Linked DNA regions of Homo sapiens: region 2 is linked to region 1. The links are chromatin loops, found by intact Hi-C in ENCODE. Cell type or tissue: HepG2. All regions are shown on one strand. Links, peaks and the distances in the headings refer to the core of each region. The heading gives the core; the rest is flanking DNA. Region 1 overlaps PLXNA4 (plexin A4). Region 2 overlaps PLXNA4 (plexin A4).

Evidence for each region. Peaks named below come from ENCODE experiments on the same cell type or tissue, not always from the same donor. Only the 100,000 strongest peaks of a DNase experiment are listed, where the experiment ranks them.
Region 2: a loop joins it to region 1, with 13 times the contacts of the local background. A loop is called at or near these places in 3 of 110 quality-filtered maps.

What each region holds. Positions count from the first base shown.
Region 1 is chr7:132,240,750-132,256,629 of GRCh38, reverse strand. It overlaps PLXNA4 (plexin A4), which reads left to right. Exons shown (of 32, transcript NM_020911.2): 5 at 15,464-15,564. Among named protein-coding and RNA genes, the nearest start is that of PLXNA4-AS2, 12 kb to the left of the region's middle. RefSeq lists enhancers at 4,649-5,164, 5,165-5,682. In HepG2, for the core only: CTCF peaks have their summits at 4,474 (motif pointing right) and 6,751; DNase peaks (open chromatin) are centred at 4,499, 5,259, 5,619 and 6,789; H3K4me3 peaks cover 870 bases.
Region 2 is chr7:132,190,022-132,205,901 of GRCh38, reverse strand. PLXNA4 (plexin A4) reads left to right here. Exons shown (of 32, transcript NM_020911.2): 11 at 2,483-2,579; 12 at 3,066-3,256; 13 at 7,266-7,417; 14 at 11,723-11,840. Among named protein-coding and RNA genes, the nearest start is that of PLXNA4-AS2, 63 kb to the left of the region's middle. RefSeq lists enhancers at 3,155-3,692, 14,593-15,092, 15,093-15,594. In HepG2, for the core only: no CTCF peak of the experiment used is centred there; a DNase peak (open chromatin) is centred at 7,921; H3K27me3 peaks cover 1,392 bases.

The DNA of each region.
Region 1 (15,880 bases), core at 3,702-11,701:
AAACAGAATCTACTGTTGATTCTGTTGCTCAGTGAAGTTTGGAGCCAATTAACCTAGACCCCAAATTCCTGCCTTTCCCTCCTCCTTAGCACCTTGTAAGTGCCTTGATTCTCCCCTTAAACTGTGAGCATCCCTGAGGGGTGGCCCACAACTCAGCAAACGGTGGCATGGTGAACTTGCCTGGGGAGGCACACAACCCAAACCAGCCCCACTCTGCCCCAGACCCTGGTCCAGGTTAAGCTATATTCCCAGCAACATCCGAAGCAGGCTTAATGGAGGAGAAAAGCATTCGAAAATGAATTCCACGTATGGCATGCTACCTGCCCTGAATTGTCACATCCGTTTTCTTGCTGCTGCCTCAGCCCTGTATCCTGCAGGTTTGTTTGCAAACTCAGCAAATGCCCCATGTTTAATTGTGTCTGGAGGCTGCATCCTCATGTCCCTGTCACAGCAGGGGCTGCTGGATTCTGTGCCAAATACCACCATGCTGGGCCTCACTGCCTGACCCTGGCCTTCCAGACGTGCCGTGCCAACTCATGTCCCAACATGCCGGCACACAGCACGGCCTCTTGTACTTGGCTAGGAGCCAGCATGATTTCCTATCCCAGACCCAGGGCACGCTTTTGGTTATGCTTGTTCACAGAGGTCAGGGGAGACCCTGATTAAATAAAGAACACAGATAACCTTGACCTCATTTCATCAGATAGTTGGAAGTGTTCCCTGTCTTTTCTTAACTTTTCCAGGTGCTGGGGCAATAAAACTTACTTGCTGGGGTTTTCCTCTTTTCCTTCCTATGCAATTCAAGAGCAGAGCAAAAGCTCTCAGAATAGCTGAAGAGAGGAGAGAAAGAGACAGGGAACTGGTTGGAAAGTTCTGGGGCTGTGCTGTGTGGCCAAAGCCCTATTGATAGGGAGGGGTTCTTTAGGCCTGGGGATCACAGGGCATCACCCAGTGGAGTCAGTGGTCAGGTTAGGAATAAGACTGTGAGATCCCATCACAAGTTCTCTTCAGTTCTGACTCCTTTTCCAGCACTTACATATATGGTAACTGAGGGCTGAAGTATTCAGCAATCACAGGGACACATCTGGAAACCTTTAAAGTTGAATTTTAAAATTGAACTTTGCATTAACGTGAATGTTGTCTGTCCCAGGAAAAGCAAACCCAAAAGATGAGTTGGCCATGGTGGTCGTGCCTATAAGGACAGATGCTGGGTGTTAGGTTTGGATGGTCTAGGACTGTGTTGAGTGTTTTACATGTATTATGTCATTTAATCTGCATAGCTTTCAGAGGCTTGAGAATGTTGAGTGCGCCTGACCAAGCTCTTAAGTGGCAGAGTTAAGATCTAAGCATCAGCTCTCAGACTGCACAGCCCAGGTCCCAGCAGCAGCAGGTCCCAGGTCCCCTGTGACCCACAGACTCCTGACTAACATTCAGTTATTAAAAGCCTCCACCTATCTGCTGCCCCTCCCTGTGGGCTGCTACACTTTTAGATCCTTCTCCCAGGTTCTCCATCTACTGAGCTTGTCTGTCATAGGCAATGGCATTTTGGTATTGGGGGTTGTCTGTTGCTGTAGCAGAGGCCTGAATGGACAGAAATAGGGTGGCTGAGACTCCCGGCCTTCCCCCAGGCCACCCCCCCTGAGAATGGGCCCAAATTAGCCTGGAATTAGCCTCCTCCTACCCCATCTCCACCCCAGGGCCAGCAATTATTTCTGAGCTCACTGAACCCCTAGTCTAAATATAGCTCTAATAGCCATTTCTCATTTTGGAATGGGGAATCTATTCTGAGCCTTAGTCGGATATAGATCAGACTCCCCAGATGCGCAAAATGTGAAATGGATGCATTATCCGTACCACCACCACCACTCACCCCTTGAAAACGAACTTCCTAATGGAAAGCAACTGGCCTACTACTACAGTCCGGTGGGGTCAGCTCCTGGCAGATGGAAGCGGGAAGCTCTGCATTACGTCTGCAGCCTAGAAAGCATGAAGGCTGGCACAGCGCCGCTGGGTCCCCTGACTGTCCTCCCAGTCCCACACAGAGAAAGGCAAGAAGGGACGTTGCTGAGCACTGACAACAGGATTTAATCGTCACCTAATACTGCTCCCTTTATGCATAGGAGGAAACCGAGGCTCAAAGACACATTTTTGATAAGTGGCTGAGCCAGGAGTTGAATCTAGGACTTCAGAAGCCTGTGCTCTCTCCATTCTCTCAGAAAGGATGTGCACACAACCCTTTACTCACCCTCACAATTGTTTATGTTAATGATAGATAGAAATGGCCACAGTAAACTCTAGTGGTTTCATAATTCATCATTAGAAGTTGCGACAATTTCCTTTCTTAGAATTCAAAGTATATTTCAGATTGATATCACTGTACTTTTTTGAGATCACAAGAGCTAGGGAAAGGGCAGAGCTGAGGGTCCCTATCATACAGATAGATGAAGTAACCAAGATGAGAATAAAATTGAGGGAGATCCTGGAGTGACACTCCTGGAGATTTTTCCAGCCTTAAGATAGTTAGTTATGATGGAATCTTCTGGCTTGAAAGGACAATAGAGATCAATTTATGTTGAACACTGAAAGCTAGACAGATGAAGACAATTGCTAAGGGCTTGCAGAAGTAAGGAACGGGTCTAGGATTACAGCCCAGGTCCTAGGACCCCCAGCCCAGTGATGTCCCAGCACACCATGACTCCTCCACATGGAAACTAAACTGATGCACACATAGTGCGTGATAGCGTCTGCACATATGGGGGCTGTAGGCAGAGGTGCCCTGGTCCTTGCCCAGTAATTTCTGTGGAGAGATGGAGTCTTCTCCATGTTGGGTGGAATTGGTGTGGGTTTTCTGCAGGAAGCTTCTGGGCGGACAGGTGACATCACTGAATAAGGCATTGCCAAACAATGACTTTCCCACCCAATATGGGATAGTTAATTTTATAAGGAGAAAACTCCCCCATGGCCCAGGGCTCACTTCTAGGGTGCTACTGGTCAGAAGGTGAACCAAGAGGGAGAGACCAAGCAGACAAGAGCCCTTTCCATAGTTCCAGAATATTAGAAATCTTGTGGGTATAAAGAAAAGTTGGGCTGGGCATGGTGGCTCATGACTGTAATCCCAGCACTGTGGAAGGTCAAGACAGTCAGATCCCTTGAGGTCAGGAGTTCAAGATCAGCTTGGCCAACATGGTGAACTCCTATCTCTACAAAAAAGAAGTACAAAAAAGAAATTAGCTTGGCATGGTGGTGTGTGTCTGTAGTCTCAGCTACTCAGGAGGCTGAGGTGGGATAATTGCTTGAACTTAGGAGGCAGAAGTTGCAGTGAGCTGAGATCGCGCCACTGCACTCCAGCCTGGGTGACAGAGTGAGACTCTATCTCAAAAAAAAAAAAAAAAAAAAAGAAAAAAGAAAAATTCAAGCTGTCACCCTAAAATAAATTTTGAGCTGCACAGTTAATTTAGTTTAAAAGACTAAAGGTTAAAGCATCTTTAAAATATTATTTTAATTTCCCAAGTCAATAATACCCTGTCTGTGAAAAATTCAAACTCTCCAAAGTTAACCACTGTTAGCAAATATGTAACTCTCTCTCTAGAAGTTATTCTTTGCACGAGGTTTGCATATATATGTATACACAGCTGCACAGTTGTCTTTTGAAAACAAACATTGAGTCTTAATATACCCTTTTTATAAAATTTGTTTTTTTAACTCAAATATGAATCATAGACATTCATCCATCTTAGTACATACAGACTATTATCTTAGAGTGTAGATGTGCCACGATTTTTTTAGCCAGCCCCCTGTGGATGGATATTTAGGTTGTTTCCAAACAGACATTACTACATACAAAGCCACAGTGAATATCCACAGCCAACCACCGGTGTCTAGGTGCTGGTATTTCTGCAGGAAAGATTCCAAGAGGAAGACTTTCTGGGTCATTTTAGGTTTTAGTAATAACTGCCAAATTACTCCTCAAAATGGTTGTGCTAATCTAAACACTCACCGACAGTGCATAAGGCATAAAACCCTTTTAGAGGCCAGGCATGGTGACTCACGCCTATAATCCCAGCACTTTGGGAGGCTGAGGCAGGTGGATCACGAGGTCAGAAGATTGAGACCATCCTGGTGAAACCCTGTCTCTATTAAAAATACAAAAATTAGCTGGGTGTGGTGGCGTGCACCTGTAGTCCCAGCTACTCAGTAGGCTGAGGCAGGAGAATCGCTTGAACCCAGGAGGCAGAGGCTGCAGTGAGCCACAATCACACCACTGCACTCCAGCCTGGGCAACAGAGTGAGACTCCATCTCAAAAAAAAAAAAAAAAAAAAAAAAAAAAAACTTTTAGAATGCTGTCATTTTAACAATTGTCCTTTCATATTTGAAGAATTACTGGAAGATGCCCTCAAAGCTGTATCTCTTACTGAAGAAGATACATTTTGCCTGTGTCCAGGATGACCCAGACACCAGAGGGCCCTCTTTGTCTTTCCCCAGCAGCAGGCTTGGCCCTGATCCTGCAATGGAAGCTCATATAAGTTCAGTAGAGTTAGGTGGGTACCTTGAGACAGGAGATAGGGTGAAACGAAGATGATTTAGAATTCCTTGGGTCATCTGTCGTCTCTGCCTCCTTTCTAAGCCAGCAGCACCTGGTCTTCTGAGAGTGGGGCCCTATGTTGATAAACCTAGAAGGTTCTCCTTCAGGAATATCAGTTTCCAATCATTTGAGCACCATAACTTTTCCCAGAGTCAAATCCCTTTTTGAAAAAAGATGTTTGTTTCCTAGCCAGAGAAGCCTCATACCCAGCCTTGGTTGCCTGCGAGGAAAGATGTGTTTATTTGCACACAGTCTCCTGTGGTCCAGAACACTTCTGCCCCCCATAGGTGTGTGCAAATGCTACTCCTGTGCTGAGACATGCACATCTGGGCACACCCCCTTGGGCTGCTGTGCACTCATTCACAAAATGTATCATTTACACACACTGTTTTTTTGTGGTTTGAACAGCCAGAGCATTGCTGGGAACGCTGGTCAGCAGAGCCCTTGCTAGAAGGAAGTCAGAGAGAAGGGTCAGGTGCTAGATGGAGAAGGGAGTGCCTGCCCAGCCTGCCCTGCCACTTCCCACAAGGAGCCAGTGCCAGCCAGCTAGGGAGCCTCAGCATATGCCTGGGGACTAGCTTGGCTCCGCTGCCTGGGCCAGGAGTTAGGTGTCACCGTGCCAGCCCCTCCCCGCCTTCTTCTTGGCTGCAGAAACAAAGGCTCCCATTGAGCAGGCTGTGCTTGGGAAACACACAACAGTAGGTTCCCGGTCCCAGTTCAGAAGGGGCCATAGTCTTTGTCTGTGTCATTTGCTAAAAGATAAGCCAACCGATACTTTTCTCCAAATTTTAAGGTCAGTTAAATTAAACATTTTGTGGGGGTTGGTGACTTGTATGTGTGTGATGTGTGTTTAATTCTAGGAGTACAGCTGATGAAGAACTTGCTTGACAAGTTTTTAACTTATGTATTATTTTGAAGCAGTGTTTACGTAGCAGTAACATGAAAGTTTCTAATAAAATACCCAATGTACACAGAGTCAAAAAAAAAAAAAAAAAGGCTGGAACAGGAGCAGCACTTTGATCCCCAGGACAACAGCCCCTTCCCACCTGCTGGGCTTGGGGATGGGGAGGGAAACTTTCATTTTTCTCCAGGATGTGGGGCCCTGAGGCTCTGCCCCTGCTTCAGCCCTGACCTTAAGATGGGGTCAAGAATGAGCATTTTGGCCAGGAGTCAGTATCTAGGGACTGGGTATCAAATGAGGAGTGTTGGTAGCCATGTAGCCTTGGACAAATCCCTGCAGCAACTGAGCTTCATCTGAAAAATAAGAGGATTGGCAGCTAGAATGTTTCCAAGGTCCCTCTCAGCTTGTTAACTGTGTGAATGCCAGAACACTCCTCTCATCCCCCATTCCTTTGGGCCTCCATGTTGGAGGGGTTGCTCTGGCTGCAGTCTCCTCTGTCAAATGCATAGGATCTGCCTAGCTAGAGAATCTCACACATTGCAACCCCGCAGCCCTGGAAGTCAGGAAGTCGGGCCTCCTGAGCCTGTGTGTGAATGTGAGCATGAGAGCTCAGAGAAAGGAGAGGATTTAACCTTTACACTAAGAGATTAATCTGTGGCAATAATCCAGAAATGATAGGTTTTAGAGTAGAGCCAAGGTTGCCAAATAAATGATCTCCAGGGGATTCTTGGAACACGTACAAGTGTAATAGGAACCACATTCATTCATTCACTTATTTATTTATGCGTGCATGCAAGCATTCATTCACTTTTCTCATTTACTGCGCATGAGCTGAGTACTAGGTATAGTGGAGTGAAGAGAGATGACTTCGCACCACCCATCACAGGGGCATTTTATCGGAGGCAGAGGCTGGAACAACAGAGTTGCCATTAGCATAACACTAATACATTCATATGTGTCATCCCAATTATTCTTCAAAACAACCCATCAGGGTACTTAGATGAGGAAAAAGAGGCTTGATGAAGTTAAATAAGTTGTCCAAGTCACACAGTGGTGGCAGATCCAGGATCCAAACCCAGGTCTGTTTTTCTCTCAGATCTCTGCTTCTCACTTGTCCCTGAGATAAAACTATTTCAAACTCTATTTTTCTCCCTAACCACATTTGAAGGAGTAAGAAAACCTCCTGGAGGAGGAGGCTGTGCTGAGACCAATTGTCATTCTCTCTTCAGGGCTGCTACTTGGTGATCTGCCCGTAGGTGGGGCTCCTCAGCCCCTGAACTCAGCCACACCTTCCTGGCAGTATAGTAAGTAGCCTGCAATGCTGTGAAGTTTTCAACACAGGACCTGTGTTCAGCAGAGGGACCAGAGGTTTCTCAATCCCCTGTACTATGTTCCGGGAGCCAGTGGTGTCTGGCAGGCCCGAGGGCAGGCTCCAGCCCCCAACTTCATTTCAATTTCCACCTTTGCCACCGCCCTGCTGCGTGACCTTGGGCAAGCTGCTCAGCCCCTCTGGGCTATGGCTTTTCCATCTGTGCATCAGGGAAGGGGATCGCTCTCCCGCTTGGCAAGGGGTCTGGCTAATAACGATCACGTGCCATTTTAGCGCAGCCCACACTGGGAAGCCTGAGGATGGGGTGATTTCTCGACGCTCTGCAGAAAGCACGCTGAGAGCTCCTTGCCCAGCTTCCCAGCTACTGCCGTTTGCTAATGAGGACCAACATATGTTGATGATTCCGGCGTCGGCACTCGCTCCTTGGCTGTCCGAGTTCCCAGAGCAAACTGGCTTCCTATTAGGCATTTATTCTTATTAATAGCAACAAATTGCAGCCCTCCACAACATCTGCTACTTTTCATTTACAAGAAGCTTCCCAAATCATTTGTATTGGTAGTATTTTGTGACCAATTCTTTAAGGCAGAGCAGGACTGGATCCCCCTAATCTGAAAATGAATCCAGTGAGGCATGAAAAATGGGAATATTTTGTTCAAGGTCACCCAGACACACAGATTAGATTACAGCTTGGAACCTCAGCTCCCCAAGCCTCATGCCCTGGGGCGGTTGCCTTTGCTATTCTAAATATCATCAACCTTGACCCCAGAGGTCCTGCCTAGAGGCAGGTAGGGACAGTGGTGGTAGCCAAGGCTGCTGCCCTTGACCCTGTGCCTCTGTCTGCCGTCAAGTGAGGCCCAGCTGGATTAGCCCCATGGCCCAAGCACCAGCAGGAGGAATTGCAAAGCTCAAGGCAAATCATTCCCAAGGAGTTTTTACTGCTGCCAAGTAGAAAAAAAAAAATCATTTTCTGACACTGGGGTGGCCAGATGGTCAGTACAAGGGGTCTGAAGCACATCTTTGCTTCTGGACAGCTGACCACATCTGGAGGGCTGCATTCTCTTTCCAGAGTCTTCTTTAGTACTTTGCTGAGGGGCTAGACCTTCCTGAGATCTGTAGATCTATGACCATAGAATTAAAAGAGCATGGCCAGCGTGGGAGGTACTGAGAAGGGCCATTTATCACGTTAGATCTGGCTTTCAATAATTTCTGAACTTGTACAAGTTACATACGCCATCAATGTTTGCATGACCTATTTGAAGCACAGGGTGGTAAGAAGCTACCACACTGCAACCTTCCCCCTCCTCCATTTGACTGACCTCTCCCCTCTACCTTTCACGGGACCTTTGCATCCTGGTGTAACTTTCTGTCCAGCACCTGTGTATCAGCTAGCTATTGCCACAATAAAGCTTTGTAACAAACCAGCCCAAAACTCACTTGCATACAATAGACATGAATCCTCACACCCATGGCTCTGCAAAGCAATTGCATGTCAGCTCCCTAAGCTCAACTCAGCTGGGCAGTTCTGCTTCAAGCTGCTGCATCAGCCAGGGTTGTCTCCTGGCTGTGGTTTGGGCTCAGGTCTCTCTCCATGTGGGTTCATTTGGGGCCCAGGCTGAAGAGGAAACAGCTATTTCGGGAAGCTCTTCTCATGGCAATGACAGAAGCACAGAAGGCAAAGATGAGCACATAAGCACTTCGGAAGCATTCATTTGCCTCGTGTTTCCTACCATTCATTGGCCAATCGAGTTCTGAGGCCATGCCCAAAGCCAAGAAGTGGGGAAGTACACACCACTTGTCTATTCACCATGAGGCCATAGGGGTGGAGACATAAAAGTCTTCTTTTTAGGGAGTGAAGAATTGGGACTCATAATACAATCTGCCACAGCCTGGGACCAGCCTTCTGGCATCTGCCTTTCTTACCTGTTAGCCAGGTTCAGAAATACCTGCCCCCTTTGAGCAAAGAGAATAGGAGTGACAGGGTTCCAGGCATGTGGAGTGACTTGAAATAAGCACAGCTTCTTGAGCCACTGCTCAACCACAAATTGCAGCCCTGGCAGTGAGGGCCTTGGAGCCATCACAGGGAGACTCCACAAAACCTTTATGTGGTCCCTGGCCAGCAGAAATAAAGCTTGGAAAGGCAGCCAGTGGTGACCAAAGGAGATGAAGGCGGGTGGAGATGCTTTGAGGAGCTCCCCAAGACCATGCCACTAAGACCCATGTGTATTACTGAGCTAAGAATTTGCCAGAAAAGGACTTACTTTTCTCAACTCTACTTCCTCTGCTCGGGGACAGTGACAAGGAAGGACAGCATGAGGTACAGCACCAAGTGCAGCGTCTGCACAGCTTGACAGTTCCTCCAGCAGCCTCTTGGAGTTTCTTAATGGGTCATCTTGCCTCTTTTTTTCTTTCTTTTTTGACAATTTTGAAGGAAATTGGGTACTTAAGAAACCTTTTGGACATTTAAATTAATTCCAACCATCAGGCTCAGTGTAGCCATCGTTGCATTAGCATCCAATTATAAGAGTAGAAATGGAGTAATAACTCACATTTTGACCATAATGTCAAATGCTTAAACAAATTAGAGATACACACAGAGACTGCATGCTATATCTGTGGAACATTTCTGAATGTAATCAGCAGAACAGCAGGCACCCTTCAGAATGTGAGCAGCAACAGGCAGAGTGAGACCCTATTGCCAGAGGAAAGCATCTTTCGAAATATCAGAGAAACCAGGTGGGAGTTGGGCAATGGGGGCCAGGACTCAGAAGCTGTAAAAATTCCTCCAGCTGCCATGGAGGACCCCCAGGCTCCCAGGTCCCCAAGCAATGGGCTCAGCTCATCAGATGGAGAAACTTATGAAGACCAAGGCCATGACTTAAAATCTGATTTGGGACCCTTTGCTCTCTTTTCAGTCATTCATTGCCTTGCTGTGCTAGGCCATTGTTTTGTAAATTTGTGGCCTTTGGAACTGGACAGGTTAGGAAGATGGTGATGAGGATGATGATGAGGATGATGATGATGATGATGATGATGATGATGATGATGATTGCATGTACAACAGCAAATGATAATTCTATTTACAATCATTTAAAACCAGACCAAACTACATTATATTATTTAAGGAAGCTTACCTTGGTGGCAAAAGGATAAAACCACCCAGATTCCCAGAAAGGTGATCTAGGGGGAAAGGAAGTGTAAATGGGGAAGGGCACATGAGTGATTTCTGGCCATAACTGTGAATGAAAAATACCAAAGGAGAGCTTGAGCAACAGCAGGAGGATTTTCTAAAATCAGGGGCCATTTGACCTCTTGTGAGTTATTTGAATTGAGAGCTCCTCGTCTAGGCCTTTTGGAATGGGTGAGAGGTAAGGAAAATTTCCAGGAAGAACAAGGCTATGGCATTATTTTTCCAAATCAGGAAACAGGTATCCAGACCTTGAGAACAACAGAGCCAGTTATGTAATGATACATGATAGGAGACATTTATCCAAAACCCATTTGAGATTACGTTGAAAAGAATAGTGATACCTATCTTTTGACTGAAAGATATCAGAATATTTCATAAAGATGATTGTATTAGTCTACCAGCAAAAGCCGTTCCCCTTTGACCCAAGGAGCTAAGCAGAGAACAGGTGTTTTCATATCCATGCTGCCATGCCGAAGATGAAATAATTTGTCAAGTCCACTCAAAAGGATTATTTCAACTCTTTTATTGTGGTAAAATACACATAAAAAAATTCACAGTGTTAATTATTTCTAAGTGTGCATTTGTAAGTACACTCACATTGTGGTGCAAGCATCACCACCCTCCATCTTCTGAACATTTTCATTTGCTCAAACAGAAAGTCTTTGCCCATTAAAGAGTAACTCCTTATTCCTCCCTTCCCTAGTCCCTGGCAACCACCGTACTACTTTCTGTCACTATGAATCTGACTACTCTAGGCACCTCACATAAGCAGAATCATGCAGTATTTGTCCTTTTATGTCTGGCTTATTTCACTTAGCATCATGTCCTCGAGGTTCATCCATGTTGTAGCATGTGTCAGAATTTCCTTCCTTTTTAAGGCTGAATAATATTCCATTGTATGGATATACCACATATTGTTTGTCCATTCATCTGTTGATGGATATTTGGGTTGCTTCCATCTTTTGGCTATTGTGAGTAGTTCCACTATGAACCTGAGTGTGCAAATGTCTCTTTGAGATCCTGCTTTTGGTTGTTTTGCAGGTGTACCCAGAAGCAAAACTGCCAGATCGTATAGTAATTCTGTTTAATTTTTTGAGGAACTGCTAAACTGCCTAATAGGTTTTTGCACAAAGCCAGGACGATGTCCCAAGACAATGTTGTGCAGACCCTACCCTAACCCTGCACACAATCCTTCTCCCCAAGCACAGTTTATGCACACATGGAGGTCCCCAGAGGTGATGGGGCTCCCATCTCTAGAAGCAGCGAAGGTGAAGTTGCAGCCACATCAATCAACACCTTTGCTAGAGTCTGGTGGCCAGGGGACAGACCTCAATATTTTGTGGTCTCTGAGACAATCTATCATTATGGCAGCTTAGGTCACGTCACCATCTGATTTGTTCTCCAAACAGAAGTCCCTCCCCCGCCCCTCTTACTTTCTTTTTTCACCTCTTCCTGTGGTCTGAATTCCCTCACTCAGTTAATTAGCATGCCTGGCACTGCAGCTTAAGACTTTAATCAGCGTGGGGTGGTTTTAATTAATCGTGTGGCTCTGCATCTGGAGTGGTTTGTGTTCCAGGGTCAGGAGAGGAGCTGGAGTTGGGGGATGGGAGAGGCAGCTTTGTATGGTGTAAGGCTGTGAGTGGCAAGTCTAGGTATTTGGGGAAAGAGAATCATAGAGACAAGGTGGCTCAGAGGCCATCTGGCCACCTGTGCAACATACTAGCAAGGTGTGGATAGTAACTGGGGACATAAGGGAATACATTTATACTAAGCTAAATGGTTGGACTAAATCCAGTTTTCAAAAGTGATTTAAAGTATTAGAAAAACTTCTGATGCTTTGCAGAATTAACCATGGGGTACAGAGTGAGGCAAAGCAATGATAGAGATGGAGAGCTGTGCAGCCAGTCTGGGAGGCCTTGGCCATGCTGGAGACTATTGCCTGATGGTGGGGCCTGGGAGATTTCCCTGGTTCTGTCCTTCCTTGGGAAGGTCCTGGCAAGGTGAAGGAGGTGGCACCTAGCTCTCAAATAATGGTAACCTTTCTACTTGGACTGTCAGAATCCTGTTGGCTCCCCAATTTGAATGTCCACACTTTAAAAAGAGTGGAGAGAACCTAGATCAAGTTCAGAAGAGAGTCATAAAAAATGGTTAAATCATAAATAGAAATATTCCGTAAGGAAAGACTACAGGCAGTTGGGTTGTTTACCTTTAAGATGAGAAAGCTCTAGCTGCCCAGATGATTGTCTTCAAGAGAAAGTTTTCTTGAAGGTAGACCTGGTGCCATTGTTATACATGTCCATGAAAACCAAACAAGTGAGATGAGGCTGACCTGAGAGACTTTGTCAGAGCATTAACAAGGAGCTTAGGATGTTAGGACTGAGAGGGAATTCAGACCTAACGCGCCCAGTTCCTCATTTTTCAGATCATCACAAAGAAGCCCAGGAGAGACTTGTCCAAGTTTACCCAGGAAACTGGGGGGCAGAGCTGTGGCTGGAACCCAGGACTCATAATACCTGTGCAGGACTTGTGTCCCTGTCTCACATGGACCCACCTAAATGAAAAGCTAAGAAAAGCAGATAGCTGTTCCAGAAGCTAATAAAGATAGTGAATAAGTCCTGGAAATGAGATAACTCCAGGTTTCATCCAAAGTGTGGAGCAATGAATGGCTTAGGGGCAAATATCATAGCTCAAGGAGGAAATGACACTATCAAGGTACTAAAAAAAAAAAGTTCTCCCAGGTCTGTTGAACTCCTGACAGAGTTCCTGAAGCCTTGGAAGACTGTCAGAGGAGTTTTCTGGGATGTCGGGGAGAGGTAAGTGACAGTACAAGGAGGATTGGGATATTAATGAAAAGGATAGCAGCGATCCATCATAGCCGTCACTTATAAAGTGCCAGACCATTTACAAAACCATTGCATCATCTGTGCTTTGGGAAACTGTGAATTGGGGTGGGGGTGGGGAGGAGGGATTTTTATCTCCATGTTAAGCCAGAATTTGAACCTAGCTCTGAGGGCTCTTGCATTCTTTCCAACCCAACAAAAAATGACTCATGTTTAAAATCAGGAGGAGGGACTTGACAATTCCAGGGTATGGACATTATTAAACACCAGTTTCAAAATATTTTAAGAATCTGAATGCAAAGGTTTTTGAGAATTTCAGATTCACCAAGCAGCTGGCTCTTGACTTGATGTGGAACATTCCAGAACATGCAGCCACATTCCATCCAAGGTGGATTATAGAACTTGTCAATAGGAGAAACTGAGGAGGATGGTAATTAAGTTTAGAGCGAGAAAATGCTTTTGATTGAGCAAGGCATGATTTTCTGTTTAAGCCTATGCAAAATATGGAGTGCTAGACAAGCAGCTGGAACATATGAAAACATTATTGTGTACTTATGTTTCCCAACTTTCACCATTTATGGCCCCTTTTATTATTTTTTCCCTCTGTGCATTATGTTTTGAAAGATTCTGTCTACTAAACAAACTGCATTTATTAAGTAATAACATATTTCCTATTTTTAATATGAGACATACATCACTGAGTATGAATAAAAAACATAAAACAGCAACAGTTCAATTGCCATTAGGCTTTGGGAAATATTGAAAATAGCGTGTGGACCTCATTACCACTCATGAATTACTAGGAGTCCAGGTACTTTGGGTTAGGAGCCACTATTTATATGCTTACATGACTAGCATGTCTATGCTCACTTAAGGAGTAGGAAGAGAAATTAAAGACGCAACAGAAAGAGGGCAAATTCTTGGCTGGTGTGGAGCCAGTGTGGGTAATTTGTAAGGAACTAATTGTTAAGGTTAATTAGTAGGATAGGAAGGTCATATGTAGGCAGACTCCAGGCACGGCTCATGCAGATTACATGAGCAGTAATAAAAGAAAAGATAAAATTCCAAATGTGCAAAAAAGACATCTGAGAAGGTGGAGGAAGGGCCACCAAGGTCAAGGTCACTGCCGTCAGAATGGGAGAGGTAAGCTAAAAGGTTGCTTGAAAGAAGTGAAAGCGCAGTGTGGTCATTAAGAACGCTCAGTGTGTACTTTGGAGAACAAAAAGATGCATAAAGGGAATAAGAAAGTTAAGGGAAAAGAGATCATGTGGGATTTGGAATTAATTATTAATTAATTCCAAAAGAGAGTTGGAGACTAATTGAGAAGCTCTGGTGCCAGTTTGCCTGTGCGTGAGTTACAAGTAGCCCCTGCCAAGCAGACATCATTTTACAGAGGCACATGCCCCATAAAACAGCAGGGGAAACACTGCCTCTGCATTTGCTCATGTAACAGAGAGGGTTCAGCCAGGTCAGCACAGTTTATAGTTTTCTGTGCCTGTTGTATGATGGCAAGAAATTTAAAAGGATGGCCACATCAAATTCTCTTAGCTCAAGCTGAAACATCAGGCAGGATTCTCCATTGAGATAAAAAGGTATCCCAACTGGAAGAGGATGATGTAAAATTAAAAAAAAAAAAATACTTTTTGTAAAGAAAAAAACCGGCAAAACGGAGAATAAAGACCAAGGTTATAAAAAGAAAATAAAAACTCCGTTTGATCCAGTGTATCATTATTAAATACCTACTATGTAGCAAGTGCTGGCAAGTTATGTAAAGAGACATCAAGGCAAAGCTACATTGGAGAACAAAGAAATTCAAAAGATATTTAAGAGCATGTAGGAAATGGAAGCATTTGGGCTAAGCAAAAATGTCATGTGGAACATTTTACATTAGCAGGCGGCTGGTGAAAGCTAATATAAAGTTTTGGGTTGGAGAGGAAGCCTCTAGTCATGAAAAGAGTGTGGGTAGGAGGAGAAATAGCAGCAGATGCTCTTTGAAAGCACCATAGTGAAAGCTTTTAGAGCCAGTTGGCCAACATTATGAGAAAGAAAGAGCGGGCAAGTAACAGCTACAGAGTGAGCTTATGATATCTTGGTAAATGGCAAGGAGGAAGAGAAAGAGAAGGGTCTTGGTCTCAGACTAAATGCTCTCTGGAGCAGCAAAAATGACGAAACTTGAAGGAGGACTGGAAAGAAGGGGAAACACTACAGAAAAAGAGAAACCATGAGAGAGTGAGAATGACCATTTGCACTTGTTACATTGATAGGAAACAAATACATGATGAATTGGCCATTTGTAGAGATATTTGGTGGTTTCAGAGGTAGAAAACTTGAAATGAACACTGTGTAAATATCTTTTCTGACAACTTAGTATGGACTGTATGGAGTCTGTATTCATGGAGACTGCTAAGAAAATAATATGGCTGCTTGTCTCCCTGGATGCATATGTGGCCACCTACTCAAACATAATCACTCAAGTTCCCTTCCCACACTGGGCTCCAAGCACCTTCATGCTCCTGCAACATTTCAGGTGATACACTTGATATTTAGAGCAACATCTCTTCTGGTACACTGCTGGGTGTTCTGCAAAATCTTGACCACCTTCTCCCTATCCTGCTGTCCTAGCTCACCAGAGTCCCTGTGGAGTCCTGTGGTCAGTATCAGAGCTGCGGCGAGTGCCTTGGCTCAGGCGACCCCCACTGTGGCTGGTGTGTGCTGCACAACACGTGAGTACCATGGGGAGGCTGCCTCGTGCCTCCCACTTCCTCCTGGTAATTCCCTTCCTCTGCTTCTCTGTCATCACTGCCCTTCCCTTTGATCTGTCTTTTCTCCTCAGCTATTCTTGCTCTTCCTTCCTTGCATCCTTTCCAAATGTTATCTCCCTTCCTTTGTTCTTTCTGACTTCCCTTTAAATTTGCCAAATTCCCTTAAGAAATATATGGCAACGGTGGCATGGGAATCATGACAGGTCAGGATATAGTTGTCATGCTGGGCAATCATACATTGGAGGGCTGGAGGAAGCAGGATTCCTGGACTTTCCTG
Region 2 (15,880 bases), core at 3,410-11,409, 50 kb after region 1:
TCCTTCCTGAGAGGGGGCATGAGGATTTATTGATTTTTGACTAACACTCCTGGTCACCACCTGCTGCTTCTACTTTGTGTCTTGGCCAGACCTAGGCCTGAGAGCAGAAGCCAGGCTCCCATCTTGACATAGCCACTGTCAGCATCCCTCCTACAGGTCAGAGCTCAGCCTGCCCCAGCACTGCCTCTAGGTGATCAGATGGTGCTCAGCTTGGGGTGAAACAGCCAGCCCTGCTCAGAGCCATCCAGGCAGCAGCTTGAAGCCTGGTGAGATCACCTTTCCCCACTGGGACTTTCAAGGAGAGAGATGGGAAGGATGGGAAGAAATTGAATGTGGCTGGAGGAGGGAACTGGAAGCCTGGAAGTTCTCTCTCTCTCTCTCTCTCACACACACACAAACACACAAACACACACAAGGAAGGAGGGCATCCCTCTCTTATACCCTTCTCCCTCCACTGGGGCAGTCATCTGCCTCCCTACTTCTAATAGACTGCAGGGATTCTCTAACTTTAACCAGCACCGGAATCACAGAGTAGCTCTCAAAATGCTCCTCATCTTTAGAGATTCCAGTCCGGCAGATCTGGGATGGGCCCTGGAATCTGCATTTTAGTAGGCCCCCCGGGTGATTCTGCTGAAGGAATCCATAGACCACTCTAAGAGCCACCAGTCTAAAGTGGAAGAGGTTTTCAGGACAACTTAGGACCACCCAGCCTGACCCAGCTGCAGAGACAACCTCTGGGGAGGTGATGATTGAGTTCTATGATGATCAAAGTTTCCACTGTGGTTTCTGCAGGGCTAGGAAACTTTGCTTTACTCTGTGAGCTCGGACCCTGGCCTTGGCCCGGGTGCCATTGGTCAAACGAGAGATTCAACGACGGGGGTACGTTGCAAACTCCTCCGTTGTGGGACAAACACCGAACCTAGCTCTCTGGCCCTGGCACGCGTTGCCAGGGAGGAAGTTAGAACTCTGGATGCTAGGGCAGAGCCAGGAGTGGCTGGAGGTACATCCCCCCGTGGTTGCTGTATGAGGGCAATGTCAAGTCACAGTCTGTTCTCATGGGAGCACATTCCGTAACTCAGGAATTTAGGGCAATTTTCTGCATCGAAGATTAGAACATCTCCTTTAGAAGCTCCTACAAATAGGGTGCAGACCTGTCCCTGCCCAGAGGCAGTAGCCCTCTGAGATTCTTCCCAGATGTGTTTTCCCATGTCCTGTGGCCACCCTCCCTGTCCATGAAGGTGCCATGGCCAACTTGGAGGACGGAGCCTCAGTGGCCTCCTGTGATATCCATCAACATCCCCCTAGCCCAGCCCTCCAAATTTTTAATTCAAATTAAATTTGAATTAAAACAGCCTGTAGGTCCTGCAAACACAGCTTCAAACCTGGTCCTCTGGACTAACTTCGTTCAACAAATTGCCAGGCCTCAGCCCCTCCCATGCAGAAAATCTGTCTCAATTCCATTCTTCCATCCTGCCCCTTGTGGCGAGCAGAGTCGGCTGGAATAATGAGAAAATCACCAGGTAGGGGTTGGAAATTGCTGCCCAGGGTGGGCTCTAAGTTCCCTCTGCTAACCCTCTTTCTCTGGAGACTGAGAGGGGTCTGCTATGGGAAGGCAGACTAGGGGCCATCATGCCTGGGGACTGCCCCCTCCACCATCATCTTCAAGCCAGCACCTCCCTCTTCTCTCCACCCTCCACCTCCTATCTCTCAGCCAGGTAGGGGAGCAGGACCCTGAGGAGCCCTCCGAGGACAGGAGCACAACAGGAATCTGGGCGTGAGCCTGGCTTTGAGCTGGTGACTGTCTGCAGCATCCAGGCCCAGATTTCCAGATTTGTCCTCCAAGGTCCTCAGGATTTCCCCCGTCACCAACAAGCTCCCATCTAGTCCTCTTCTCTCTTAACCCCCAGCCTCTCATCCCCCTAGGGTGTAGCTCCTTCATTTCTTAGTCTCTGCAACCACCGCCCTGCCTGGGAAGTGATCACCCCTCCCCAGGTCTTTGGTAAAGCATCCACCTACCCTGGACATTTCCTGGAAATTAGAGTTCCCCAATCTAATTGCAGACTTGGGAGGGCCTAGGGACCAGGGTTTCCCTGGGCAGCCAGAGAGGAAGTGGACTCCTCCCTCGGTTTTACCTCTCAGGAAATTCCAGGGGATGGGAGCAGGCCTCCTGCCTGAGACCCACAGGAGATGACCTAGTGGCTTGCTCCCATCTGCTCCTTGAGCTGGCATCCACAGGGGCATGCTTGGAGGCCTGGCCCACCCCTGTGTTATCTTCCACCCCCTCTGATATGCACTTCCCTGCCTGTACACACATGTGCATGTGCATACTTGTATGCACACAGGTAGACACATGCACACAAGCACAGTCTTGGCCAGTCTTTAGCCTGTGAGCTCTTAACGGCCGTAGGCTGATCATTTGGGCCCTCTCTAGAACTCTCTGTGACCCCACTTTCTTCTTTCCTCCTCCCCGACCTGGCTGCAGTATTCCTATGAAGGGATGGAGATCAACAACCTGCCCGTGGAGTTGACAGTCGTGTGGAATGGGCACTTCAACATTGACAACCCAGCTCAGAATAAAGGTGTGGAAGGGCTGGGGCCTAGCAGGGGAGGGAGGGGAAGGGATGGGGTAGAGAGGGAAGGAGCCGTCCTGCATTCTCGCGGGAGTCATTCTGCCCCCGCCTCCTAGTGGCTGTCCCTCTCCCTCTGAGCCCCTCCTTCACAGCCTCTCCACCATCTGTGCTTCTAGGTTACTTCTTGAGCATGGGCTCTGTAGAGCTTGACCTGGGCTGAGGGCTTCTGGTAGGAGGTGGTGTGCAGAGGACTTCCTGGGAAGGGCTGCTGAGTGCTGAGTGAACGGAGAACCCCAGAGCTTCCCATTTCAGTCCCTCTGCTCAGGCCTGGACTTTCTTTCAGGTTCTTTTTTGCATCAGAATGGCTAAGGGGGCAAAACTGCCTTTGTGCCCCATCACCCCAGGCTGGCACTGCACTCTTTGTCTCTCTCTGGGCCCCTTCTGTCCCCACTGCCATTCCCAAGCACCCCTTGTCCTTGCCCTTCCCCTCTGCAGTTCACCTCTACAAGTGTGGAGCCATGCGTGAGAGCTGCGGGCTGTGCCTCAAGGCTGACCCAGACTTCGCATGTGGCTGGTGCCAGGGCCCAGGCCAGTGCACCCTGCGCCAGCACTGCCCTGCCCAGGAGAGCCAGTGGCTGGAGCTGTCTGGTGCCAAAAGCAAGTGCACAAACCCCCGCATCACAGAGGTAAGCCGGGGTCGGGCCTCCTGCTCCAAATGGGCAGGCTCCAGGCTGCTGTGCCACACCCTGTGGAAACTCTGCCCAGCCGTGGTGTCGGTCACCCAGTAGTCACTGGGTGGACTTGGTTGCTCTGCCTGGCTGGATGGCACCCTAGTTTTTCTTCACGGCTTCCCCAGAAGCTTAGGCTTGGATCAGAGACTCTTTTTGGGGCTCGACTATCCTCAATGAGGGGCCCAACTGTCCTGTTGGAGTCTCTGAGGAGCTGTGTCAAAAAGGACTCAGTCCTCGCCAGCCCCTTCCTTTGTCTCTAAGAGCCTCGGTGGCAAGGCCTGAAGTTCCACCTTTGGCATCCTCACCAAGTGTCAACCCGTGATTGGAGGTGGCATGGGTGTTGGGGCACAGCCTGGCTCTGGGGAGGTGAAGAAGGTCACAACAGAGAGGTCTTTGAACTCCCCCAAAGCAAGCCCTGAGCTGTAAGATGGAGCACAGTTTAGGGGGACCAAAGGGACACAGGCCATGGAGCAAAGACCTGGGGGAGGAACACGGTGAAGAGCCAAACACGCAGACACTGGGTCCCAGAGAATAGGGTTTGAATCCAGGCTCCACCAGCTGTTTGCTGAGTACCTTGGGGCTAAATCACCAGTATCTCCACACCTCACCTTCCTCACATGTGCGGTGGGCCTGAGCGTCCCTCTCACATGGGAGCTGGAAGGATTTCACACGCACCTACAGGCAAGGTACCTTGCTCTGGGCCCAGCTCATGGGGATCTCACCAGCCTCCTCACTCATCATCATTGGTAAAATCATTCCCAGGGATGTCTAAGCCAAGGAAATCACTGCCCCTGGAGTTCATTTAAGTAGTCCTGTCTCTTCTCCTCCCACTCCTGCACTCTTCCAGCAAGGCTGGAGTCCCTTGCTCCCTCTTAAAATAAAAAAGAGGGCTGCATCTCTCTCTCCACATGCTCCTCCCCCATGGCACCATGTCATCTGTGGCACCATGGCATCTGTGCCTCCAGCTCAGGGCTGAGCACACAGTAGGTGCTCAATACCTCTTTACCACTGCGGATGCTGGTCAGGATTATGAAGCAGCAGGAAGAGGGAGAAGGAGAGAAGACAGAGACTCAGTCTCTGCCTCAGTGAACAGTGAGGACGAACTGGTACCGGGCTTTGTGCACAGTTTCACAAATGCACACAGTATATGATCACTTAACAGTGGCAGGCACAGTCATAGGCCATATATTTGTGTGATGCCTAATAGTTGCACCACACCTTTACACCCCTTACCTTGTCAGTCCAAACAACTACCTGTTCTATTAGGGTCCCAGGGCTGCCGTCACAAGGTACTGCAGACTAGGCAGCTTGCACGACAGAAATGGATCGTCCTGCCGTTCAGGAGGTAGACGGTCAAGATCAAGGTGTTGGCAGGGTCGGTTCCTCCTGAGGGCTGTGAGGGAAGCATCTGTTCCCCATCCCTCTCCTTGACTCGGAGATGGCCATCTTCTCCCTGTGTAGCTTCCCATCATCTTCTCTTTGTGCATTCCTCTGTGGCCAAATTTCTTTTTCATTAGATCATATTGTACCAAAGCCCATCCTAATGGTCTCCTTCAAATTTGATTGCCTCTCCAAAGACCCTGTCTTCAAATAAGGACACATTCTGAGACACTGGGGTTAGAACTTCACCCTGTGACTTTGATGGAAACACAATTCAAACCCATAATGTCTCCCAAGGCCAGGGTTATCATCAGGTTATTATTCTCTTCCAGACAGAGGCTAATGCTCAGAGAGGCACACATACTCTAACCAAAGTGTCAGTAACATGGTCCTGAATCCCAGATCTCCTGAGTAATGTTCTCCTAGGTTATTGTTCTCCTCCACTACAATGGTGAGACTTCATACCCCCACTCACAAATTGTGCACGTGCACCAGGGATGTGTGAAAGCAAGAAGATTCTTGGCTTTTGTGGGCCTCCTACACATTTGTGTGTGGGCTTTTGTGGGCCTCACCCAGCAAAGCAGCCCCTTGGGGTGGCCCTCAACATGTGCCCCATGCTTCAGACCCTTTATCTTCCACATTCCTGGCTATACAGGCTCTGAGAGTTTCTCTCAGTCCCCACTTCAGTCTTTTGCATGGTAGGAATCTAAACAGTGATTCTCAGACTTGGAGGAAATATTTGCAGAATTAACCTACAGAATGATCTGGAATAGGAGGACAGGTGGACCTCTTCTCTCCTCACTGCCCCTGACCCCATACCTGGGCCCATGTCCTCCCTTCCCAGTCCCCACCGCTCACCTTCACACCTGCTCTGTGGAACGGCTCCTCCCAGAGCCCTCAACAAGAAACCAACCCAGGGGGCTGCTGCGCATGGCAGTGTGTCTGGTGCCATCAGTGGGACTTGCTTTCTTCTTGGCCTATGTCCAAGAAAATCACAGGGAGGAGACGGCAAATTAAACATATCTCCCTGTGACAAAGGCTATTTACTGCCTCCATACTGGTGTTGGCCCTAGGGGAACCTGGGAAACGAAGGAGTGGGCCAGAGATAAAACTCCTTTTTCAGTATGACAAGCCAGGGCTAGAATATCATGGAGACACTGCTGCCAGATGCCAGTGGCACTTTGGGGACTGGCTAGGCAGGCATTTGGGAAGAACACAGACTCTCCCTCTGACCTTCCCCACATCTGTCCACCTCCCTCTCATAGAAATGGGCCTGTGTCTCCAGGGAAGCTGTTTTTCCACTGCAATGGGAATATACTTATGCACAGGCTCACACCCCTGCACACGCTCACTCACAATCACACCAACCCTCACGGGGATGTGTAGGAGGTGGGAGGTAGCTTGACTGTGGCAGGTAAGCAGTCTCACCTGGAGAAGCTGCCACTTGGTGGGGAGGGCAGCACAGCCTAGTTCCTTCTGCTTCCCCCATCTTTCACCCTTACCCCAGGATGGAATTCCCACTTGTGGCCCTGCAGGGTTGAGGAGAGTTGGATATGCTGAAAAGGGGTAGAGATGGACTCTCTGGGCTCCTTCCATTCTAATCCTGCTGACATTGGCTAAGGTCCAGGTGCTGGTGCTCATAGGCACCAGGAATGGAAGCATGCCCTTCTCTGGTCCATGAAACGCCAGGATGAGATTGTGTTAACTGTACAGCCCTCACCTCAAAGCAGGCACTTGGATGCTGAGTCCTCACATTTTAATCATGGGTTTTTGACACTGATTTAGGAGGGAAAGCCAGTACACTTTGACCTGTGTACGAGGGTAAAATTTAAATTAAACCTAAATCTATGTGGTACCAGGCCAAACAACAACGGCAAAGGAGTTGTGACAAATGCTCATAGTAATTCCGGAAAGATGTTTGGACAGTTGTAGGTTTTATCACATGACAACGCAAGACATAAAGATGGTTACTGAAAAGCCCACAAGGAGGGAGACAGACCTGCTCTCAGAGACTCAGGATCGGAGGAGGAGGGGGCTGGGAGTGGGAAGGATGAAGAACAGGCACAAAGAATTGTTGCCATGTAAGTGGCACAAAGAAGGTACCTTGGAATTTAAATGGAGAGAGAAGAAGAACACAGGGTTATGGGGCAGTGTCATTTGAGAAGGATCTTGAGAGGTGGGTAGGGTCACATAGGTGTAGGGGGCTCTGAATGGATAGGAGGGGTTTTTATTTTCCTTGAGAGTAGAACCAACACAAGCAAATGCTAGAAGGCATGAATCCCAATTTTCTACGAATCACCCGGTAGCATTGCTGGTCATGTTCCATCCTCTCATCTCTTCTATGAAATGGAAAGATGTACCATGGGCTTTGCATACTGCTCCTAGTGACACACACAAACATGGACTGCTTTCCTAGAAGCTACTACCCATTGATTACCGCAGGCTTTGGGTGCCCTTGGTGACTTCAAGCCACTCAGGGACTCTGGGGCAGATGAGACAAGAGCCAGCAGCCTCTCCTTGCCTCATCAGCAAGTGAGTGGCAGTATCTTGGTGTTTGTCTAATTATTTCTCTTCCTCCCTCCAGATAATCCCGGTGACAGGCCCCCGGGAAGGGGGCACCAAGGTCACTATCCGAGGGGAGAACCTGGGCCTGGAATTTCGCGACATCGCCTCCCATGTCAAGGTTGCTGGCGTGGAGTGCAGCCCTTTAGTGGATGGTTACATCCCTGCAGAACAGTAAGTGAAGCTGCATGCAACACAGGAGGAACAGGGGAGGGAAGACGGGTTAGTATTAGGGATGTCCTGGTCAGCAACTAGGTGCTCTCAGAGCTTGTTGTGGGGGAAAAAGGAGAACCACCCCAATATTTTAGAGTTGGAGGGTGGACTCCCACAACTCCCCGCCTGCTCAGTTAGCTAGCTGCCATATTGGGGAAAGTGTAGAGAGGGAAAGGAGAAATAGCTGAGAGAGAAAGGTGACTGTTACCTACTTGGGGCATAAGGCCGCATGGAGGGGAGACAAAACAAAATGAAAATCTGCAAGAGAAGTGTAAATCCAATTCCTTCTGCTGTCCTCAACTTCCCGCTCACATCCCCCCCAGCACTGATCCTGTGCTACTCTCTGTGGAGACTGACAATGAAATTCACACCCACTCTGAGGCTTGTGGGTGCCTTAGATTATTTTTCTCTTTGAAAGTCTGCTGGCCCACTGAATGGGTCATTCAGCAAAAGACCTTGACCTGTAACCCACCTAGTAGAGGAGGTTTGTGAATCATGCATGGCCTTGTAAATAAGTAAGCACCATTTTCCAGCCCAGCAAACACAACTATGAAATGTTTACCAGCATCATAGAATCTATATTCCATACCATCTTTGTTGCACTTCCTGGAGTGAAATCTTGTCACTTGTGCTGTATGCATAAGTTATTGACTCTTCGCAAGTCTTCCCCTAGGTATGTGAGTGCAGTTTCCATTTCTGCTTGCTGGGTCTTGCCTAGATTTACTAATTCTGAACCATCAGTACAGCCATCCTCAATTCCTCCTGATTTCCATGAGATCTCCCCAAGATGCTCACAGCAGATCAGATGGTTTAAGGATCCAGTCTTGGTAGGACTCACCTCTCTGGTCCATCACCACTTAGTTACCAAAAGATCTTTCTATGGCTCTTTCAACTTTCTGACACCTTTCTAGAACGAAACCAAACTAGGCCACTGCTAATATATTGTGATTTGGAGAATTTTAAAATATCCTACTTTGGATTTACATAGCCAGATATCAAAAGTATTATTATAAAGCCACATGATTAAAATATTGTGATACCAGTTAGATCAGTAAAGTAAGATAGAGGACCCAGAAAAAGAATGCTAATGCATACAAATTTAGTATGTAATAGAGGTGATATTTCAAATCACCCAAGGAAATACCATTCAATAATTGATGCTGGTTAACTCCCTGGAAAAAGTACAATAGCAGATCCTTATTCCACATTACACACCAAAATAAATTCCAGATGGATTAAAGAGTTAAGTTTAAAAAAAATGAAACTGTGAAAGGATTAGAAGAAAATGCAGGTGGAAATTTATTCAATTTCAAGAAGGGGAACTTGTGCGAAGTATAACAGCAACAGAGGAAATTATAAAGAAAAAGATTAGGGGATTTGAGTACATAAAACCTTAAAACTTGTGCATCAAAAATCATTGCAAGCAAAATAAAAATGTGAATGATAAACTGGGAGTATGGTTATACCCTATTACAGTTAATAAATACTTTTTCTTAATATATAAAGAGCTTTTATAAATAAAAGGCAAAGATCACAAAATGATCAAAGAGCATGAACGTACAATTTATGAGATAAAAAAGAACCGAAAGTCATACGAAAAATAAATGTTTAACAGCAGTAGTAATCAATTAAATGCAAATTAAAACAATAGGGAGTGGTTTGTGAAAGTTAATGCCTGGTGCAGGAGAGAGTCATGAGAAGTAGCTGACTCCTTCACTCATGGTGTAAGGGGAAATTGGGACAAACTTTCTAGAAGGAAATTTGGAAATGTGGGTTAGAAGCCTTTAGCCTGGCCATCACACATCTAGAACTTTCCCTAAATAACCAGAATTCACAAATATTTATTTTCAAGAATGTTTATTTCAGCCTTATTTATAATAGTAAAAACTCAGAAGTGATTTACATGTGTAAAAATAGGGAATTCCTCAGTTCAATAAATTATTGTATAAGCACTGGAAAGAAAACTACACAGCCATTAAATCTGATATTATAGAAGAATCATGACCAGACATATACTCAAGGTATATTAAGTGAGAACACAGGTTCTTGGAACACAGGTTACAAAGCATAATATAGAGTTTTGAATCAGTTTTGTAAAAGAAAAGCAAGACTGGCCACAGAAACACCAAAATGTTGACACTGGATATTACACATGGGTGCAAGGCAGCGTGGCATGGTAGGTAGGCAAGAGCTTGGACTTCACAAGGAGATTCCTGGGACTAGAGCCCTGGCTCTGCCACTTACTTACTGGGTGAATGTAAGCAAGTTGCTCAACATTTTATTTGTCTCAGTTTCTTCATTTATAAAATGAGGATAATAATGGCATCTACCCCATGGTCTTATGGAAAATTACATTCTGAATGGTGCAACTAGTGGGGGTTTCAGTATGACAAGTGCTTTTATGTACTTTCTATTTTGTTTCAAACACCAAACATGCATTAATTATGTGATCTGGATAGAAAGTTATTATTTGTTCAGGAACCTTACTCAAAAGTTGTTTCTAAGAGAAACATAAAACATAGAAGCCGTAAAGTTAAAGAACAACCAACTTAAACACACAGATACTTTTAAACTTTAGTGTGGCAAAAGACATTGGAACCACAGTTGAAAGATGACAAGCGTGGAGAAAATCATTGCAATATTTATAACAGACAAAATTAATACTCCTAATTCAGACAATCTATCAGCAAGAAAGAGGGCTTCAACAGAAAAGTCAAAGGAAAGGCTATATGAGATCTTAAAAACACACCCATGTGAAAATTTATGAAACCTCACCTGTAATTTGCAAAATAAAAATAAAAATGAGATTTTTTCCCCCATTATATTGGAAAAACCTTAAAAGGATTGTTCATATCTGGTGTTGGCAAAAGAGTGGGCCATCAATAGAAGTGCATGGTCCAGACTTCTTGGAACATTATTTGGCTCTACCTACCAAATATTAAATACACAAACCGACCCAACAGGTTCCTTCCTTAGAAATCTATCCTACTATACAATGCCTAAGGATGTGTGTGTCAGTTGGTTCATTTTGCAGAATTATTTGGAGTAGCAGAAAAATCAGGACAACTAAACGTTCATCAATAGGAAGATGGTTGTGTAAATGATAGTGCAATCATCAGATGAAATACTGTGAGGCTGCTGAAAAGAAAAAAGTCGAGCCGTGTCTACAGAGACAGGAAGGAAGGTCCATGCTATTGTGCTGAGCAAAAAACAGAAGTGTTTATAGCAGTGGATATGTTATGTTTTGCTTTTATTTTAAAAAAACACATATATCTTTCCTTACGTATGCATGTTTATAAGTGTAATTGTATATATGTAAAAACACATTTATGTTCATGTGTGCCTGCATATGAAATACAAATATAAATATACATATGTGTGTACGTATATATGTGTATATGTATGCAAATATATGTATTGGGCAAGTTGCCTAACTTTTCTTTGCCCCAGTTTCTTCATTTGTAAAATGAAGAATACATATACATATATACATAGATATATATACACATATATATTTATATATTATGTCTGCAAAGATACATACATATACACACACTTAACTTTTAAGTGTATATATAGTTTTAAGTTTTAAGAAGAATGGGGCACTCACTTTTTACTGCCATACTCTGTACTGTTTGACTGTTTGATTATTTTCAAAGGGTATAAACAAATTTTGTAATCAAAGCAATAAAAATTTTTAGAAAGGAAAAAGTTCACACACGCATACACACACATACACACACACACTCAATTATCCCCTCACCCAGCCTGGAGGCTGGCTGGGAAGCAAAAGCACTTCACTGAGGCAACCCAATCATCGGGAGCAGAAAGCTCCCAGGTGGGGACCAGAAAACCTTAGGTCTGTTCCAAGTTCTGGTTTGACTTGCTGCAGCCCTTGGGTAAGTGGCTTTGCCTCTCTGGACTCTGCCAGCCCTATTCCCTAAGGGTTTTGGCTAGAACATGCCCTCCAGTCTAGTTGACAACTGAGTAGATAATAATGAATTAGGGACTGAACATCTAGGGTCAGAACACAGGGACCCTCTTCTAGGCTCCCTCAAAGGAGATCCCATAGGTCAGTTTTCGTCATTGCCTGACAATTAAGGAGAAGCCCCTGCTAGGAGGAATTAGGATATCTTCCCCTTCCTCCCCTACCTGGCCATCCCTGAGATCCTACTGTGGAGAAAGGGACCTGGGTAGGTGCTGTGGGGTGCAGGGTCTTGGCTGGAAGTCCTGTGACCCATGGGATTTCTCCTATCCTCCCTGCAGGATCGTGTGTGAGATGGGGGAGGCCAAGCCCAGCCAGCATGCAGGCTTCGTGGAGATCTGCGTGGCTGTGTGTCGGCCTGAATTCATGGCCCGGTCCTCACAGCTCTATTACTTCATGGTGAGTCTTGGCCAGCAGTGATCTGGCTGGGTGCAGGCCACAGAGCTCATTACCATGATTGCTGGGCCCCTCTAGAGCTCTGTGAGCAAACCCAGGGCAAGGGCCTGCCCTGCAACCTCCCTCAGTTCATGAGACTCCTGTCTTATAGTGAGTGAGAGCACAGCCTTTGAAGTCTGGAAGACCTGGATTCAAATCCAGACTTTTCTGTGCCTGGCTGTGTGGTTTCAGGTAAGTTGCTTTAGCTCTCAGGGCCCAGAGTCCCCAGGTGGGTGCATGGCAGTGTGGCATGGTAGGTAGGCAAGAGCTTGGACTTCACAAGGCAACTCCTGGGATTTGATACCTGGCTCTTCCACTTGCTAACTGGGTAAATGTGGGCAAGTTGCTCAACATTTTGTTTTTGCCTCAGTTTCTTCATTTATAAAATGAGGATAATAATAGTATCAACCCCATGATCTTGTGGAAAATTACATCAATGTATTTATGACTTCTAGTATCATTTGTTTTATTATTTCTGTGGTTGCCACCATTGCTTCCATTTTCTGGCCTGTCCCTGCACACTTGTGGCCCATTATGCCATCCTATCTCCCTCACACTACTCCTTCACCCCAGTGTCTTAGTCTGTTTACTGCTGCTGTAGAAGAATGCCTGAGACTGGGTAATTGATAAAGAAGAGTCATTTATTTGACTCCTTGTTCTGGAGGCTGGGAAGTCCAAGATCTAGGGGCTACATCTGGCAAGTGCCTTCTTGCTGCGTCACCTCGTGGCAGAAAGCGAAAAGTCAGGAGACTGTGTGCAAGAGAGCAAGAGCGGGAGAGGGTGGAACTGCCTTTCATAACAAACCCACTCTTTGATAATAAACATCTTCCTATGATAGTAACATTAATCCATTCATGAGGGCAGAGCCCTTATAAACTAATCACCTCTTAAAAGTCCAACATCTCAACACTGTTAAATTGGGGATTAAGCTTTCAAGACATGACTTTGGAAGATGCACTCAAACCATAGCACCCACTCACCATTATCCCTATTTCATGACCTCATTAACCCCTGCCCACCTCTCACCTGCATACCCAATCCATTTCCCTCTACCCACACAATTGCCCCCACCTCTCACCCTACCACCCCTTTCCCCATCCCATGGCCTTTCTGAGGATCTCTCCCCAGTCCTTAAATTCCTTCCTGCCTGGAACCTCTCATCCCTTCAAAGGCTGCCTGACAAGTAGTTCTAGGGGACAGAGGCTTTTGGAATCTCTCAGCCTTGTGATTATGGAGATGGTGGAGACATAAACACATTCCCTGCCGCACACACCCATCATTTTAAAAACTAAACCTCTCAGATTAATGACAGCTGTAATGGTATAATTTCCTCATGATTCTGAGCTGCTTTTGGAAGCTGGAAGCCTGAAGTGATGGATTTTATGCCTGGCCATCATGTGCCCTGAAATATGTCATGGGGAGTTTGGCTTTCATTCTCCTTCCTCTCTGTCTCCCTCTTTCCTCCTTCTGCACCCCCACCCCTCGCCTCCATCTCTCTCTCCTCCTTTCCTCTCTCCCTTCCTTCCTTCCTTGCTTCCTTTCTCCCTCCCTTCCTTTCTTCCTCTTTCTTTGCTTCCTTCCTTCCTCCCTCCCTCCTTTATCTCATCTGCCTTCCTCCTCCTCCTTCTTCCTTCTTCAACTGACAGCCATTGATCACCTTGCACAATGCCTCTCACTAGATTATTTAATGAGTGCTTGTTTAATTGAGTTGGATTTTATGACTTGATGGTTCTGGCTGTGGGGGTTAATGGATGATGAATAAGACCCAACACAGCACCTCCCTCAGGAGGCCTACAGTCTAGAAGGGGAGGTGAAAGCAACTGAGCTCAAGTACTTGACACAGACTTGAACATGGTCAGGGCCAAACCTTAGAGAAACGTGAGTGTCGTGCCACACCATGACTGGGCCTGCATCTGCTCCACCTCTGCTCTCCGAGGGCCAAACCCCCTCTGGATGCAGTTGGCTGTCACAGAATGCACATAGGAATTCATAAAATTAGAAGAATACGCACATATAATGGGGTTCATGGACGAGTCATTTTCCTTATTTGTTTAGGATTTGTACCCACCACCTTCTCCTGAAAGCATGAGGGAATTTCCAAGGTGAACCCAATAGACATTAAGACAACTAATGAGAAATGTATATATATTTGTATATAAAGCATGCATATATATGTGTGTGTGTGTGTGTGTATATATATATATATAGTATATGATATAGACATAGAGACAGAGAGAGAGAGAGAGAGAGAGATGGAGAGAGGAGGGATGACATTCGCCAGGTATTTGCTAAAATTGGGCAAGAAATCTGGCTTTGAAATTTCCTGGCAGCCAAAGTAAAACGGGAGGAAACTGCTGCATGGCCAAAGCAAGCACTGGACTTCCTTGGCCAGCCACTGCCCAGAGCAGCTTTCCATCCTGAGGTTCTTGGCAGTGATCCTGAATGATAAAGTGGACAGGGCTAGAGCCACCTCCAACTTACTAAGCTGATGCTTCTTTTGAACCTTAGCTGCCTCTGCCCTGCTTCCCCAGTCAGGCCCCTCACTCCAGCGGCTCAATCAAGGCCACCATCACCTGGCTGTTCACTTTCATCTCCACTTGGCCCACCCAGGCTGTCAGCTCCCATAAAGAGTGCATCCTCCTCTCTTGCCTATTCCCATCAGTGATCCATCCCCTAGGCCTACAATCCTGTTGGGCTGTGGCTCAGCATCCCTTCATTCCTGACATCAATCCATCACCATGTCCCAGAGTCTTCCTTTTCCCATTCTGTTTGCCATCACAACGGCCTCCTTAAATCTTTCCCTTGCTTTTCTCTCTGAACCTGTTGTAATCCATCTACCATCATGTCAGCCGCCACCTCAAGAAGAGCCAAGGCTCCCCCTCCCTGTAAAACATTGCCCAGGCTCCTCTGTCTGCTTCCCCATTCAATCCTATTTTGCCAGCCTTTGCATGATCTGCCACCTTATCTTCTCTATCTCCTTCTCTTGGTTGCACGAGCCATATCCTCCTTATTCGTCAAAGTTGTGCTCGGGACCCAGTCCTCAGTCTGCGAATGCAGAGGCCTGAGCTGTGGATATCCACAGGCCCTGCACCCCACCCCATTTACTGGGACTCCAGACATCTGACTGCATCACACCGCTCAGTGGCTCCTCTTTGTGCCCTGCTCCTCGTCAAACCAGTCAGTCTTGGGAGCCACTTGCCTTGGCCTGCCACCTGCCCAGAGCAATTTTCCATCCTGTGGTCCTTGGCAGGGACCCTGGAGCACACAGTGGACAGGGCTAGAATCACCGCCACCTCATTAAGCTGATGCTTCCTTTAAGCCTCTCTGCCTCTGCTCTGCATTTGCAGCCAGGCCCCCACCCCTGAGGCTCCATCAAAGATCAGCTGAAGCCCAGGACTTTCTTTTCTTTGGGATCCCCACAGTGCATAGGCAGCGCTAAACCTCCGGACACAGGAGAGTCTCCTGGGGTGGGGTGACCATTAAACAAAATGCCCTGGACCTCTCCCTGCCTCCTGCCAGGACTAATTAAATCCAATGCTACAGATCCTGGGTAATTCTGAGATGCAAGCTGGGCTGAGGCCCCCTGACCTAGGAGAAAGGATGTTTCCTGAGTAGCTCCCATGTACCAATGCACTCAGCTCTCTGCTTTTATTCTTATAATGAGCCTGTGTGCTACACATTGGAAAGTCTCATCTGCCCTCAGGAAGGGTCCAGTCTTGGCTGTGTGATTGTTCCTACCCTGGAGAGGGGTGTGATTGAATTTAGGGTATTAAGGGAGACTTCCTAGAAGAAGCTGGAGGCAAAGATGGAATTTGTATAATACAAATAGAATATAATTTTCCATGTGGATCTGAAGTGGTGGGAGGCTGTTCCCAGCATAAGGTCTAGTGCACCAAAAGATGGGAACAGGAGGGAGAAGGAAGAAGGTGGGTGGTGAGCAGGAGAGACTGAAGCAGAGGCAGGTCAGGACAGATGACAGAGGTTGCCACAGGCAAATATGCATT